Regions from separate parts of the Mus musculus genome. Here all the other regions are linked to region 1. A link is a loop called in an ENCODE intact Hi-C map of the cell type or tissue named here. Cell type or tissue: left cerebral cortex. All regions are shown on one strand.

The links. Peaks named below come from ENCODE experiments on the same cell type or tissue, not always from the same donor. Only the 100,000 strongest peaks of a DNase experiment are listed, where the experiment ranks them.
Region 2: a loop joins it to region 1, with 2.3 times the contacts of the local background. A loop is called at or near these places in 2 of 42 quality-filtered maps.
Region 3: a loop joins it to region 1, with 4 times the contacts of the local background. A loop is called at or near these places in 2 of 42 quality-filtered maps.

The regions. Positions count from the first base shown.
Region 1 is chr14:72,998,508-73,003,507 of GRCm38, reverse strand. No RefSeq gene overlaps it. Among named protein-coding and RNA genes, the nearest start is that of Gm41208, 13 kb to the left of the region's middle. In left cerebral cortex, a CTCF peak has its summit at 2,937 (motif pointing right); a DNase peak (open chromatin) is centred at 2,964.
Region 2 is chr14:72,704,560-72,709,559 of GRCm38, reverse strand. All of the region lies in intron 1 of Fndc3a (fibronectin type III domain containing 3A), which reads left to right. Among named protein-coding and RNA genes, the nearest start is that of Fndc3a, 2.9 kb to the left of the region's middle. In left cerebral cortex, no CTCF peak of the experiment used is centred here; DNase peaks (open chromatin) are centred at 109, 777 and 2,841; H3K4me3 peaks cover 1,390 bases; H3K27ac peaks cover 314 bases.
Region 3 is chr14:72,530,294-72,535,293 of GRCm38, reverse strand. It overlaps the pseudogene Mlnr-ps. Among named protein-coding and RNA genes, the nearest start is that of Gm30500, 41 kb to the right of the region's middle. In left cerebral cortex, no CTCF peak of the experiment used is centred here; DNase peaks (open chromatin) are centred at 2,594 and 2,889; H3K4me3 peaks cover 927 bases.

The DNA.
Region 1 (5,000 bases):
AGGACGGACTGCTCTTTAGGTTGAGCGATCTCCAGTATCACCTCCACCTTACCAGATCTGTGGATTCTTCTGATGACAACTAAGCTTGTAAATAACTACACGATGGTGCCTTCAAGAGTTAGCCCTCGGGAGGGGGGGGGGATTTTACGTAGTGAGCAGCTCCATTCCACCTCAACTCCAGGCTCCACCCCCGCGTCATTCTTCCACTCACATTAAGACCCACCTTTCCTCACTCCTGTCATCAGAGAGGAAAAACCTAGCTATGGATTCAGGCACTTGGACCTACAATCTGCCAGTTTGTTTAACCTCCTGGGTCCCATTCTTCTGTATTTTAAAATGCAAATATTAATATTTCCTTCCTGAGTTGTCAAGGGTGAAACGAGATAGACGTAACAGAAGCGCTTGGCACAAGGCTGAAGGGTGGTGGGTTCTGTTTTTATGTTTGTTTGTTTTTATTCTGTTCTGCAGAGAAGCTGCCACCTGTGGGCCCCAGGTTTCAAGAAATTAATCATTGCTACTGCCTGCATCTTGAGCTGCAAGGGTCCTTACTACAGCCCTGGTTTTCCTTCAGCTCCCTTGATGGAGGTGTGGTTCCCAAAACTTGGAAGAGAATTATCCACACCATTGTTTCCTTAAAGACCATTACAAGGGTGTGATGGATCAGTGGGTAATGGTGCTTGCTCCTAAGTCTGGAAACCTGAGTCCATCCTTAAAGAGAAGAGAACAGACAACATGGAGGCTGTAGTATGTGCCCCACCCCATCAATCAATCAACCAATCAACCAATCAATCAATCAATGCAAAAAAAAAACCCTTTAAAAAGCATTATTCCTTAGAGCACTTGCAGGTTCACTGAAAACTGAGCACGGAGAGTTTCATCTAACGCCTGTCCCTGGTGCTGGCTTTCTCCACTGTCAAGCGCCTGCACCACAGTGGCACATTTGTCACCACAGCAGATTGTCTTAGGTGGAATTTCCATTGCTGTGAAGAGACACCATGACCAAGACAACTCTTATAAAACACAACATTTAATTGGGGCTGGCTTACAGGTTCAGAGGTTCAGTCCACATCAACAAGGTAGGCTGAATGGCAGTGTCCGGGTAGACATGGGGCCAGAGGAGTTCTTCATCTTGCTCTGAAGGCAAACAGGAGAAAGACTGGCTTGCAGGCAGCTAGGAGGAGGGTTTCAAAGCCCACCCTGACAGTGACACACTTCCTCCAACAAGGCCACACCTAGTCCAAGAAGGTAACATCTCCTAATAGTGCCACTCCCTGGGCCAAGCATATTCAAACCACCACACAGATCATCACCCAGAGTCCAGAGTTCACACTAGTTAGGATTTTTTTTTTTTCAGTTTCGTTACTTGTTTATTCCATGTGTGTACATGGTCCTGCCAAGGCCAGAGCACATCAGGTGTCATTCTCAGGTGTCACCCACCTTCTCTGAGACAGGATGATCTGGTTGATCAGGAGGTCATCAATTAGGCTGGATCGGCTGGCTGGTGAGCCACAGCGATCCTCTGTCTCCACCCCTTAATACTACAACTGTAAGTGGGAACCGCCACACTTGGGTATCAAACTCAGGCTAACAAATGAAGCAAGTGCTGTAACAATGGATTTGTCTTCCACCAGACTTTGAGGTTGGATCTTATGCTATAGCCTGGGCTGGACCTGAACTTCTGATTTTCCTGTCTGTCACCCAAGTTTATCACCATATCTAACTCATCAAAAGAGTCTGCAAGTGCTAAACTGGATTGGTGTCCCTGGAGGAACCTGAGTTGGCACAGATACTGCCCAGAGTGGAAGGAGAGTTAGCATGCTCTCTCCAGCTTGATGCGATCATCCAGTCTCATCCTAGGGATCCCAAGGTGGGAAGGACCAGCTCTGAGAGAACAGATCTCGAGAGTGGGTTGAGAAGCAGGAACCCTGCTGGCATACCTTCAGGGCAGCTGAGCTGGGCCAGGGTCATGGAAGGTCTCATTGCCATTACCTAGGCTGTGGGAATGACGCGTGACACATTTGGTCGTGTTGATTAGCACACAGGGGCAAGCATAAGTCCAGCAACCTCGGGCCAGGTAAAGACTTTCAACTGAGGAGTAGTGGGATGGGGCATAGGAGTAGAGGTACTCTGGCATCCTCAGGGAGGGGCGGAGAGTGTCTGTGGTCTTCTCAGGAGGAGGTCTGGCCTCAGCGGGCCGTTGAAGGAGGCAGAAACAGTAACCAAGGTTACCCAGCCTGTGCTGCATACTGGGAGGTGTGGTGGCCAGCACCTGGCTGATCCGATTTAATCTTTGTAGCTCTGAGAAGCAGACACATGGGTTACTCCAGCTTTATTGGAGAAGAAACAAATTTTAATTTTGTCCCCATCCACAAAAACTAGCAAAGAAGACATCAAATCCGTTCAATCACTCGTTCATTCATTCATTGCTTTGTCTACGACAGAGTCTTGTATATCTTAGGTTGGCCTCTAATTCAGTATGTGGTCGAGGATGACTTCCAACTCCTAATCCCTCTGCTTTTAACCACCCAGGTCGTGGGATTTTAGGCACGAGCCACCACATCCGGTTTACTCAGTGCCATGTTAGACAAGTACCCAGCAACAACTCTTTTGCTGTTGTCGTTTGCATTTCGGAAACTCTCAAAATGAGGCACCTGAGACATGGAGAGGATTGTTTTCCTTAAATAAGGGATTATCTATCGCATTCCCATCCCCGATCTTGGTTTCTTGGGCAGGTCCGTCTGTTCATCGTCTCGTCCTCCTCATTTGGTTTAAGACAACTATCATAAAATAAAAAGACTCTCAGCGTAGAGGAGTGAGAGGATCTCGTGGGTGCGCGATGTAGTGTTTGATTACTGTTAAGGAGTCCTGCTGAAAGGGAAAAAAATCAGTTTACTAATTACAAATAAGTCTGGGCTCAGGTGGAATACCAGACACCAACACTAGGGGGAGCTGTGGGGCATTCTTGTGCCTCTCATCTTTTTTTTCCCAACCCTGTGGCTTTGGGCAGAGGCTCCTGAGACAAACTCCACAGATCTTGGCCTCCAGCCCTTGCTGGATTGTGTTGGAGCCCGAGACTGGCTTGTTGTCATTAATACAATTTGTTTCATAAACTCTGTTTGTTCGTTCGTTCGTTTGTTTGCATTTCAGCGAGCCTCAGAATGAGACCCTGGAGGCACGGCAAGGAGTGCTTTTCTTACTGAAGGCATTATTTATCACAGTATCCTTATCTGAAGTGATGATTCTCATTCTCCAAATTGAATTTAATTAATTTTCATATTTCAAGAGCTTGATAGCTGCTAGCCATATCCCCTTTGCCAGCAGCTTCTGAAAAAAAAATCACTGTCTTTTCTTTGACATCCTAACATCGTGAACACACCCCTCTGGAGTAAACTAATAGATATGCCAGGCCACACCGAAGAATTCTCTGGTCAAAGGTGAGTCTCTCAGTAAAACACAGCCCAGGAGTTTGCAGCCAACAGACCGAGACAGTGGGAAGGGGGGGCTATTCCAGGCAGGAGATAGATACCTTTCTTTTTCTTACATTCTGGAAAGTGGTCTGAGAGAGACCCCAGAGCAGAAGTAGATGCCACTCAAACAGTTCCATCAAGGTAGAAGGCCCTTTGTGTAGGGTCTAGCCAGGGCCTTGCATGTGTGTCTTTTAGACATTGTTATTGGCTCAGGAACCCCCCAAGACCAAGTTCTCAGCACCAAGGAGATTTGTCTGTCCCACAGGGACAGAGGGCAGGGAATGAGAGACAAAGAGGAGGAGGAGAAGGGGAAGGAGACAAATGAGAGGGGAAGGGGTATTTGTTCTGGGGAACAAAGGACTGCCTCTGGTTAGAGAGGAGACAGACATGGCCCATAGGAAAGTGGTGGTTTATAAAGGTAAAGGGGGAAACCCTGTTTTAGGATGAGGTGTTTAATTGTAACTGGGCATATTAACTACATGTGTCAAAAGGGGGCTTTTCATTACTGGATTTCCAATACCTTGAGAGCTGAACCTTGGCAGTCAGCCTCAGGAGGAAGAAATGGCTAAATAAGGGAATGGTCCTTGATGGCTAGCTTTAGGAATAGAATTCTTTTTTTTTTTTTTTTTTATTGGCAAGGCAGAGAGAACAAGGGAGAAGATCAAGGCCTATCAGAGCCACATGCTCAAGGCCCTTCAGTATCCACGGGACCTTGCAAACCAATTTTCCATGTTTGTTTTCCAGTGTCTTAGAGGAAGTTCATGCCTGAGGCTGATGTCCACTCGAGTTTTGGCCCTTCAGACCTCCTCCCTGTCCAGGCCACGGCTTCTTCTGGCTAGCTGGGGCCTCAGGCTGTATCTAGATGTTTGGGCCTGGCCCAAGGGTTTCTAGTTTATTGATCATACAGCAGTATGTCCACAAATAGCATTAGCACAAGAGTAGTGTTATACAGTGTTCAAACCCGTAACTCACTGTACAGAGCTTGCATGTGCTCAGTGTGAGCCAGATTCTAGCTTTAACTCCTAGCAAAATATTCTCTCTCTCTCTCTCTCTCTCTCTCTCTCTCTCTCACACACACACACACACACACACACACATACACACACACACATTTGTGCACATGCACACACATGCTTTTACACATAGGAACACACACAATCATATACACATACACACATACATGCACACACATATAGACGCATGAACATGCACATTCAACATACATAAGCACAAACACCCATGCAAGACACCCAAACACAAACATGTACATATAGAAACACACACATGCACACAGATATATGGACACACACACACACACACACACACACGAACATGTATATGGCACAAACATATATGCAAACAGAAAAATAGAAACATAATATGCATATGTGCAAACACACATTCAAACTTACATACACACTTCAGAATTTATACACATGAATACACACACATGCGCGCGCGCACACACACACATACACTAGCCCAAGCAGAGCATCAAGACATAATATCTTTGTATTTTCAGAAGATTGTTCA
Region 2 (5,000 bases), 290 kb after region 1:
ACGCGGCGGGGACGTGCGCGACACCTGCCGGGGCTCGGCGACAGCGGAGCGCTGCCTGCGCACCTGAGGGTTAAATCCTCGAAAACACGCCCTTCGGGTCTGCGCCCGCCTGCCTGGCCGCCCGGGCGGCCGCCGCAGCCGGTGCCTGGCGGCTCCTCTTCCCCAGGTAAGGCAACCACCTGTTCGGTCGGTGGCGAGGAGGAAGGGAGGCTGCGGTGCTCGCCCAGCTCGGCAGCCTGCGTGGGTGAACTTTTGACACGACTCTGGGAAAGGGCGGCACGCGCTGGGTGAAGGAAAAGGAGCGAGTAATTTCGACGTCAGATCGCTAGCGCTTGCTGCTTTTACCGTGTGTGATAGGTAATTGTAGTTTTATTAAACTATCACCTTTCATAAAAAGCATTGGGGGGTATTCGTGTGTGTGTGTGTGTGTGTGTGTGTGTGAGAGAGAGAGAGAGAGAGAGAGAGAGAGAGAGAGAGAGAGGGAGGGAGAGAGAGAGAGAGATTGCTGAGGGTGCTAAGGATGGTGAGCTAGAGATTATTTATTTTAGTGAGACTGTAAGTTCCTTTGGGCACCTTCTCGGCTGTCCGTCTACTAACTGACAGTGGCAGGCGGACAAGGCTTTCCCTCTTTTTGTATTATAATCTTGAAGTGCTCACGGGTAGACTTTAAAAAACACCGAGCCACATAATGATGTTGCTGCATCCTATTGTGGTCTGTTTCAGTTCTTGAAACCCAAGTTTGTGCGTGTTGTAAGAAGCAAATAAGCATCGCCTCTCAGCCTCTTGGCTAAGATGAGTTGTAAGAATGAAAGAGCAGTTGAAGCTTTTCTGTAATATTTGAATCACTATGCTTTTGCCAGTATCAGTACGAAACATATGCCAGTCAAAACCGAGCCATATGTCAGACAGAAGCAAATTGAGATTTCTGGCTCATATCCCGTGTTTAGATAAATATTTAGTTTGTGTGTATTTGCGGAGTGTGTAATTCTTGTCATCTCGGAAATGTTGTTTAAGTCACCTAAAAATGTTCCAGAGAGATGACCCCCCTGCCTTCTTAACATTTTCTTGTTTAAATTGATTTTTTTTTTCTCAACTAATGAGATCAGTTACCCATGGAGACAGGTGTTGGGCCTATTGGAAAGCAATGATAAGGTCTTTTAAAACATGGCTTTTCGTTGGGTTTTTAAAAAAATTTAGTCCTCTTGTAATTTACCACTAATAACATCCTCTGAAGGGAGGAGAGAAGATAAGGGGATAGGGAGAAAAATCTTGTTTAGGTTTTACGTTTAAAAATTTTAGCATTTTCATATTAAATTTCTCTGTGTTGTTTTATCTTCATAGATCCTCTCCAGGCTTGCTTTGTAGGTTAAGTGGGACGTTTTTCTCTCAGGCTGCTTCCCTTTGGCCACCTGTATGCCTCTGCCTTAACTCTTTCCTTTTCCCCTTCTGTCTGAATCCTCGTCACCAGTGGTCAGGAAAAAGAAACTCATGCTTAATTAACACTAGCCTCAGGGAAGCATGATTGTAAGGGGAATTTTCTTCTCCCAAATTAATGGTGTGCATTTGAAAACACAGATTTTGTGTGTGTGTATGTGTGTGTGTGATGTGTCATCATTTCCTCTTCATGTAATTGAGAGATGATTTATTTTACCATACATTTAATGATTCCTTTTTACATCTCTATATTTCTATAAATTGAATACAAATGAAGAAAAAAATTCTCTGCTTTCCTTGTCTAGTGAGATGTAGGCTGAGAGATTCTGGAAAACACAGGAGAAAAATAAAGAATATTGTAATGGATATTGTCTTTTAGCTTGACTTCAGTAAAAGACATTTAATTTATGATTTGTTCAGCCATAGCTTAGACTCATATGTAATATTTCTACTTGAAAATATTTATATTTTTGGCATATATATGGCTTATTCATCTTATATTTTGCCTGTAGTGTTAAAATATCATTTGATGATGTAAACAAAATAGGTATTTCAAAGCAAAACATTCTTACTGCATTTTTTTTTCATGAAAATGAGTTTTGGGTTTGTCTTGGTTCATGATATAAGGACGCGCATATGATTTCCAAGTTTATTAGCCTGGTATTGATAAGCAATTCGTTGGTTTTTGTTGTTAAATGCTATCTCTAAAACAAGAATTACTAAAATAAGTTCTGAGTGTTTAAAAAAAAGTCAGCTTTAGAATTCTGTCCATTGAGTCCTATAGTACTTTAGTTGATCACTTTGGTACAACATGTGTATCAAGAGTGCCTTATTACAAAGAAATTGATGACCCACAGAGATAAAGGGCACATTTTGTTCTTTTACATGTATTGTGAGTGTTTATCCTGTTTAATCCTCTAGTCTTTATTTCAGAGTTCTTTTTATATCAGTATCCTTAACCTTCTCTCCAACTGGTTGGGTTTTGTTTGCCTTAATGTATACTGTGTACATTTGCCATGCGGCCTCTGGGCTACCAGTAACTTCTTTGTGAGTTTCATCTTCTGATGATCCCCATCCCCTATCAACCACTCCCAAGCTTTAGGCTAGTTTTCTGCACAAGATAGCTGCTGCACGATAGTGCTTGGGAGGAGATGGCTTAGACTCAGAGAATGATGAGCTTTTATTTAAAGTAAGGGATACAAAAGCAGTGGGATGTGTTCCTTCAAGTAATTTACAAATTATCTGAGAAGTGTACAATAACAAAGGAGACCATTAACAAAAACTTAGCACAATATCTTTAAAGTGTGTAGCATCCACTGTGACTGAAAGTGCTGTGAAGGAGGGCTACAACCGTCTGGGCATTTGGAGTGAGTCCAACTTGAAATTTAGGAAGAGTTTCTGTGTCAGAGGAAAACTCATTCCAAAAGAGAGTGACAGGCAGAGTTGGAGGTAGTAGTGAGAGGAGAGGTTCTGGAGCATCCAAGGACAAGTGTGAAGAAAAAGAAGATCAGGCAGAGGTTGGAGCTAGGCCCCATGAGGTGTGAAGAGTCAAGTAGGAAGAAGCCCTGGAGAAGAAAGTTTGCTTGTCATCAGCAGGAACTTGGCTATGAAAGTAATACAGAACCATATACCACTTTGTTTTGTTTTCACCATTTTTAGTTAGCATACAAAAAATAGAATTTGACATGACATTCTCACGCATATGTATCATTTACTGGGCTCATTTTTCTTCCCCACTACCATCTTTGGACCCTCTTCCTTGCTAATTGCGGGTCTCCATTTCCCCCAAATGCCTTTTCTGCTTTCATTGTGTGTGTGTGTGTGTGTGTGTGTGTGTGTGTGTGTGTGTGTGTGTGTGTCTGGGTGTATGTATATATATGTGTGTGAGTGTGGGGGGGTGAGTGCACATATTTCTGTATATTCCATTACCCTCTCCTGCTCCCACCTCCCTCTCACTTAATACCCCTCCCAGTCACACTTATGCTTTTATGCCATATACAGAGATTAAAAATTAAAAATTCTGTATATGAGAGAAAATAGTGTTTTATCTTTCTTACTGTTTTGTTTTGCTTAGCATTTTGATCTCTAGCTTTAGTTTTCTTAGTAATTAGAAAGATTATATATATTTATATAACTTAGATAAGGGTAGACAGCCTTTTTTTAGATTGCTTGGTAATATTGTCTTGAAAACTGTTTGTAATCTCTGTTGGATATTTTTGTTTGCTTGTTTAATTTTTTTTTTTAATTTAAAAACCATGTCTGCAGGCTAGAGTTAGCCATCTGGCTGAGTAATGGCTAACTGTCCATATAACACATATTGTAAAGTATTTTTCTAATGGTGTTTGAAGTAGTGCTACATATTTTTTGTGGTATATGAAAATAAAGAAAATATGCTAAAATAACCACAACTGTAATTATTGCCTGTGTAAAGTTGTAGCAAGAGCCTAGTCTAGGTTTCAGACAGGGAAGAAGTTGTCTTTGAGTTGGGCAGTGAAACAGCTGCACCGATGCTGGAATTAAAATGTGTGTGAAGTTAAACCTACCAACTCCGCTGGGTTTATGGTTTTAAAAAGTACAACTGTCATTTTAGAAACCTTGGTTAGAGTGCTGGAGGTCTGTAAGTGATGGCAGGGGACCAATAACCTGGTTTTTAACAGTAATCTAAGGTGAGTTCTAAACATTAGAAATCCTGCAGTAACCCCAAGAATAGTTACTGTTATGGAGCGATTGGTAATCAGATTGATAAACTAGACTCATCTAGAAAATATTATACCATGTAGATTGAAGGAGGGAAGACCCAGAAATCTCTAAAATATACTGTTTTGAAACTTCTCCTTTTGAAACATCTCTTTGAAGTTTCTAAATTTATAACATGTGCTTCTAAGACAGCAGCTTTCAAGCTGTGGCTTGCAACTCCTCTGGGGATGATTTACAGGGGTCAATATCAGATATCCTGCATATCAGATATTTATATTGTGATTGATAACAGCAAAATTACAGCTATGAAGAAGCAGTGAAAATCATTTTATGGTTGGGACTCACCACAATATGACATACTTACTGTATTAAATACAGAGTCACAGCCTTAGGAAGGTTGAGAACCACTGATCTAAGATAAGATACTTTTCTCCTTTTTCACTGTTTTTCTCCTATTCTTACGAGGTGACCCAGGGTGCCTGAGATTATGTATGGCTCTGCTCCTGAGGGCCGCTACATAGTTGTGATATCAAGAGATTAAAATGTAGATAGCGTAAGAACATATGTTTTATGCTTCAGGCATCATAAATATGCTTTGTATGTGGTGAGTATTGGGTGTTTGAGAAAGTAGAAGAGATATTGACTAGACAGAATTAGTACTGTTTCTCCCCCTTATTTTTCTTTTAAAAACACTAAAACCAAACCAAACATTAATCTTTTATGCTTCTATAACTTTGACTTCCTTTATAAATATTTTTACTATCTTAAGTTTAAAGGCAGCATAAGCTTTTTGAATTAGGTTTTGTTTGACCTTTCTCGATTGCTACCTAATACAATTTTGACTTAACATTGTGCTTTAAGAAGAAATT
Region 3 (5,000 bases), 470 kb after region 1:
ACCCATAGGTACCCAAAGATAAACCAGGAAAACTGAACGCACCCAAGTGCTCTGTTCCTTTGGCTGAGCTGCATCCTGCATTGCCCTAGCAGGTCTTTTTTTTTTTTTTTTTCCTCTTGCTCTACTGCAGCTAAAAGCTCAGAGAACAGATCCACTATGGATAAAGAAATTGCATTGTCTCGTCTAAAAGGTTGGGAAGGCAGGTGCCTGGAGACTTGAAAACAAACTCTTGAACTTCAATGAATGTATGGAAATAATTCAGAAGAAAAAATATGACCCAGGAGAGGAAGTAGATTTGTCCAGGAAATGATGGAATGCTCAAGGGGGTCAAACTGTCTCCAGCCTCCGGACCATCAGCTTATCCTCAGTCTAGCAGGGTAAGGAGGGCAGAGCAGTGTGGCAGTGGGACAGTATGGATAGTTCCTTCCAATCGCTTCTGGATTTTTAGAGAAATTGGATGCAAGGTCCTAGTGTGTGTGTGTCAGGGTGGGGGAGGGGGTAACAGGGTTAATGAAAGATGAAGATGCAGGACACAGATTGGAGGAGTGGGGAGTGAATGAGATAGAGAAGGGTAAATATTCAGATGGCGGATACTGGGCTGAAGCTAAGTCAGTGATTCTCAAGATTCCTAATGCTGAGACCCCTTAATACAGTTCCTCAGGTTGTGGTGACCCTCCCCCCCACAACCATAAAATTATTTTCGTTGCTACTTCATAACTGTAATTTTGCTACTGTCATGAATCATAATGAATATCTGTTTTTTGATGGGCTTAGGTGAGCCCTGTTGAGCTAGGTCCTGCTGACACTGCTTTCCCAGTGACAGCAGCAGATTGAGAGCATGCATAAAGAAGGCAGAGCAGAGCTCAGCTAGAGTGCTGGCTGTCCTCTGGGTGGAGCTGTGTGGCGATGAAGATAAAGGGAAGGACACCGAGGGTGTTACTGCTCATGTAATTAAAGTTGGGAAGTAGAGGAAAGTGGGCGGGGGGTAATGAGGGTTAAGGGACAAGGAAAAGTCAAAACCAAATGAACGTCATGGAAATACATGAAGGATTACAGAAATGTGCAAGAGGGAAAATGAGCTACACAACAAATGTAGGGATGAACTTCCTGGCAAGATGGAGGTGAGTTCCCACATCCTTACATAAGGAATAATTCCAGTCCACTGGAGTGGCTGGATGAGATGGGGTCAAGGACCTGCCTTGCCTAATCATTGACAGAAACGAAGTCATCAGTCCAACAGGCCATGGTCACAAGGGCGGGGTAGTTCGTCTCAGCGTGGTGCTGGCGGGCAGTAGTGAGGAACCTGATGCTTGGGAGTGAATGTGAGCATTGAGGGCTGGAGGAGGGGGAGTCGGCTGCACTTTGGCTGAAGCAGGTTTTAGAACGGCAAGAGAGCAGTGAGAAAGATGTCAAGCACCCCTCATAATGCCCATACTTCCTGCATATATGGAAGAACGGCAGAAGGCTTTTAGTCCAAGTTTCAAGTCCAAAAGGCAAGGAGGAACTTGGGAAGGGAAGTTGATTTTTTTTTTTAATTTGAAATATTTTTTACATTTATTGAAGAAGGGTGACTTTTTAAATTGTTTTGCATCTACTTTTTAATATGCACATGTGTGTACCACAACATTGCATGTGGAGGCCAACAGAGAACTTGTAAGAACCTGTTCTCTCTTCCCACAATGTGGGACATCTCTCCAGCCCGAGACTGACCTTGCAAGCCACAACGGAATGAATGAAAGACTTTGCTAGGCTTGAGGGTTTTTTTTTGGTTTTTTTTGGTTTTTTTTTTTTTTTTGGTTTTTGTTTGTTTGTTTGCTTTTTGTTTTGTTTTGTTCACAAAGATAAAGGCTTTGGCAAGAGGGATGCTGAGAAATGCCAGGGTTAGGGGGACGTGGTGGAGGAGGAGCCAGCTGAGTGGGCCAGCCAAATCCTAGTGAGTCTATCTTGAGTACTACTTTGTACAGGCCCATGAGGACTAAGCTGAAAACACAGAGCCAGATAAGTTGGAAGCTTCCATCAGCTATTGTCAGACTACTAGAAGGTGGCTCATAGTCCAACCGGTTTTCACCTTTTCCCAAAGCTTTGTTCTTTCAAGTGTTGGCATTGTCTGTTTTTAGTTTAAGTTTAAAAGACTCATACAGTGTGAAAACAATCATTTAAGTTCCTGGTTCTTAGTGATTAGTTTTTTTAAATGCTCGTTTGCAGATTTTGGGGGATCCTTAACGCGAGGGCCTATGCCCTCCACCCTCACTTGTAAACTCTCACTTGTATAAGGGCAAGATTTGAGTCTCGTCCATGCTCAGGCAGTGGCTCTGACCTTCCTGGGCTCTGATGCTTGTCTGGACTGCTCTTTTTCGAGTTAGGCTTCCTGATAGAAGAAGCACTTCCTCATCTTTAGGATGCAGCCTAAAGCTTTAGGCTTAGCCCCCCAGGGTTCCTTGCAGTGCGGCCACAGTTGGAAGTCCCTGCAGTACCTAGGAACTAGGAGTATCCAGGCAGGTTCTGGGAGCCGGTCACGTGCGTAGGCGGAGACTGAGCGCAACCAACTAGTGACCTGCACTCTGAGCGGTACTGGCAAGTGAATGAATCCACCATCCTTCCAAGTGCATTTCCTGCGGCGGGATGCGCTGGTTCTCATGCTGCTGCTCGGCGTTCCCCCTTGTGGTGCCGGTGACCACGGTGTGCCCCAACCTGTTCGCGGTGGGTATAAGCGGCCACGTGGTGATGGTGCTGCTGATTGGGCGCTACCAGGACATGTGGATCATCACCAACCTGTACCTGGGCAGCATGGTGGTGATGGGGCTCCCTTCCACCTGTACCGCCTGTGGCGCTCGAGGCCCTGAGGATTCCGGCCGCTTCTCTGCCGCCTATCTCTCTATTTGGGCGAGGGCTGCACCTACGCCGCGCTGCTGCCCAAGACCGCACTCAGTGTGGAGCTCTACCTGCCAAGCGGCTGCCCGCTGTCAGCGCGGGTCCTTGTCATCCGGCATCCGCGCGCTCATTGCCTCGCTCTGGGTTGTGGCGCTGTTCTTAGCTTCTTCTTTCTGGTGGGCGTCCATCAAGATGTCCTCCCCGGCCTCTCTGCGGACCTGGATCACACTTGGCAAATCAACCCCTCGCTCCGCGTCCTGCAGCTTCCTCTTGGGTCCTCGAGGACACCAACGCTGTCCCCGCAATATGGAACCAAGGCTGCAGGAGCGTTCAGCCGCGAGTGCCATCGAGCCCCACTCAGCTAGAGGCTCTGGGGGTCGTGCTGTGGGTCACCACCGCCTATTTCCTGCCCTTCCTGGGCCTCGGTGTCCTCTGCGGGCTCGTCGGCGCTAGCCGTGCAAGAGCCGGGTCCCCGACCAAGGTGCGGAAGGAAAGGGGCCGCCAGCAGACAGTCCGGGTCCTTTCTAAACACTGGGGAGGGCCACTGTAACTCTGATCTTCTCCACCTGTAGATTTGTTCTGCAATACCTGTGGGGGCACCACCTGTGGGGGAACCACCTGTGGGGAGAACCAGCAATGATTCTCCAAAGTCCAGGACAGATAACTGGGGGCTCCTCAGTCTCTGTTAGGTTTGCAATTGGGAGTTTACCCATAGTTCTCTTGAAAAGACGAGGTTGATGGCTGAAGATTCTACTAAATGTTAAGTTATTCTGGAGATTTAGGCAAACCAAATTGGAAAACACACACACAACACCCCAAAACATCACAGACCTGTTGCTAATCGTTTGTAACGAAAACCAACGTATTTCTGAAGCAGAAGCACGCCAAAAACAACTTCTTAGGAGTGGGTGCTCTTTCCGGTGTATAATCAATCATATGTACACATGTATGAACCTACCATACAGCTAGAAAGCAAACATCAATGCAATTTACGACTATATGTATATGTATATGCATATGTATATATATATATATTAGCATGAAGGTCTGTTTGAGTAAAGATTCTAATTTATTTTGCTTGTTACCTTTGCAGGAGTGGGAGAGGGTAGGACTTTATTTTATTTGAATGCTTCTGCTAACTCCGGCGCCTGTGTCTTGTTTCCGCAGCGATGGTGGTGGAGGTTCTGGCATTCATAGTTTGCTTGGTTGCCTTTCCGAGTTGGCAGAATCTTTTTCATGAACACTGAAAATTCCGGGGTAATGCACTCCTCTCGATACTTTAATATGGTCACTCTCCAACTTCTCTACCCGAGTGCATCCATCAAGCCCATCCTCCACAACCTCATGTCCAATTAGTACAAAGCAGCTGTCAGGAAACTGCTTCTGCCGAGACAGTCCAGGCTCGGGGCAGGGAGGGAGGGTCTGTAGAGGCAGTGGGAGGAATCCCGAAGACACTGCTCCACCAAGATGATTTCCTAGCCAGCAGGCGGAATCAATTTGGGAACTTTAGGCCTGTAGAGAAAACTGAAGAGAAGGAGGGGAGGGGATGTTAAAAAGAATACCATGAGCGAAATTTTGCAAGTTGGTTAGGAAATGGCCAGAATGTGGTGGTGGTGTTTGTTTGTTTATTGGTGGTGGGGGGCGGGGTTGCTTTGTTTTTAACTACCATCAAACCAAAACTGTCTTGCTGGTGATGGAACTGGGTCTTGGACTTAGCAAACAGGGCCTGGGTGGCATGATTCGAATCTGGGTTCTGATTTTCTTACCCACCCCAATCCTGGGCTCACCGAAAAGTAAAAGTCAGTGGATGAAAAGTGGTGAATGTATTGAAGACTCCTTTTTAGTATACATTTTCATTTCATTGCTAGGGAGGGTGCCTTAGCCAGAGTGCGGAGGCAGAGGACAGCTTGCTAGAGCTGTTCATCCACCATGTGGGATCCAGGGATCAAACTCAGACCACTGGATGCAGTGCAAAATGTCTTTGCCCACTGAGCAATCTTGCTGGCTCTTGCTTTGGAATTGTTAACTACATGTCTGAAAACTGCTTAAAAGTATAGTTTACAGGGCTGGAGAGATGGCCAAGAGTTTAAATGTGAATATTGTTCTTCCAGAGGATTCAAGTTGGGATC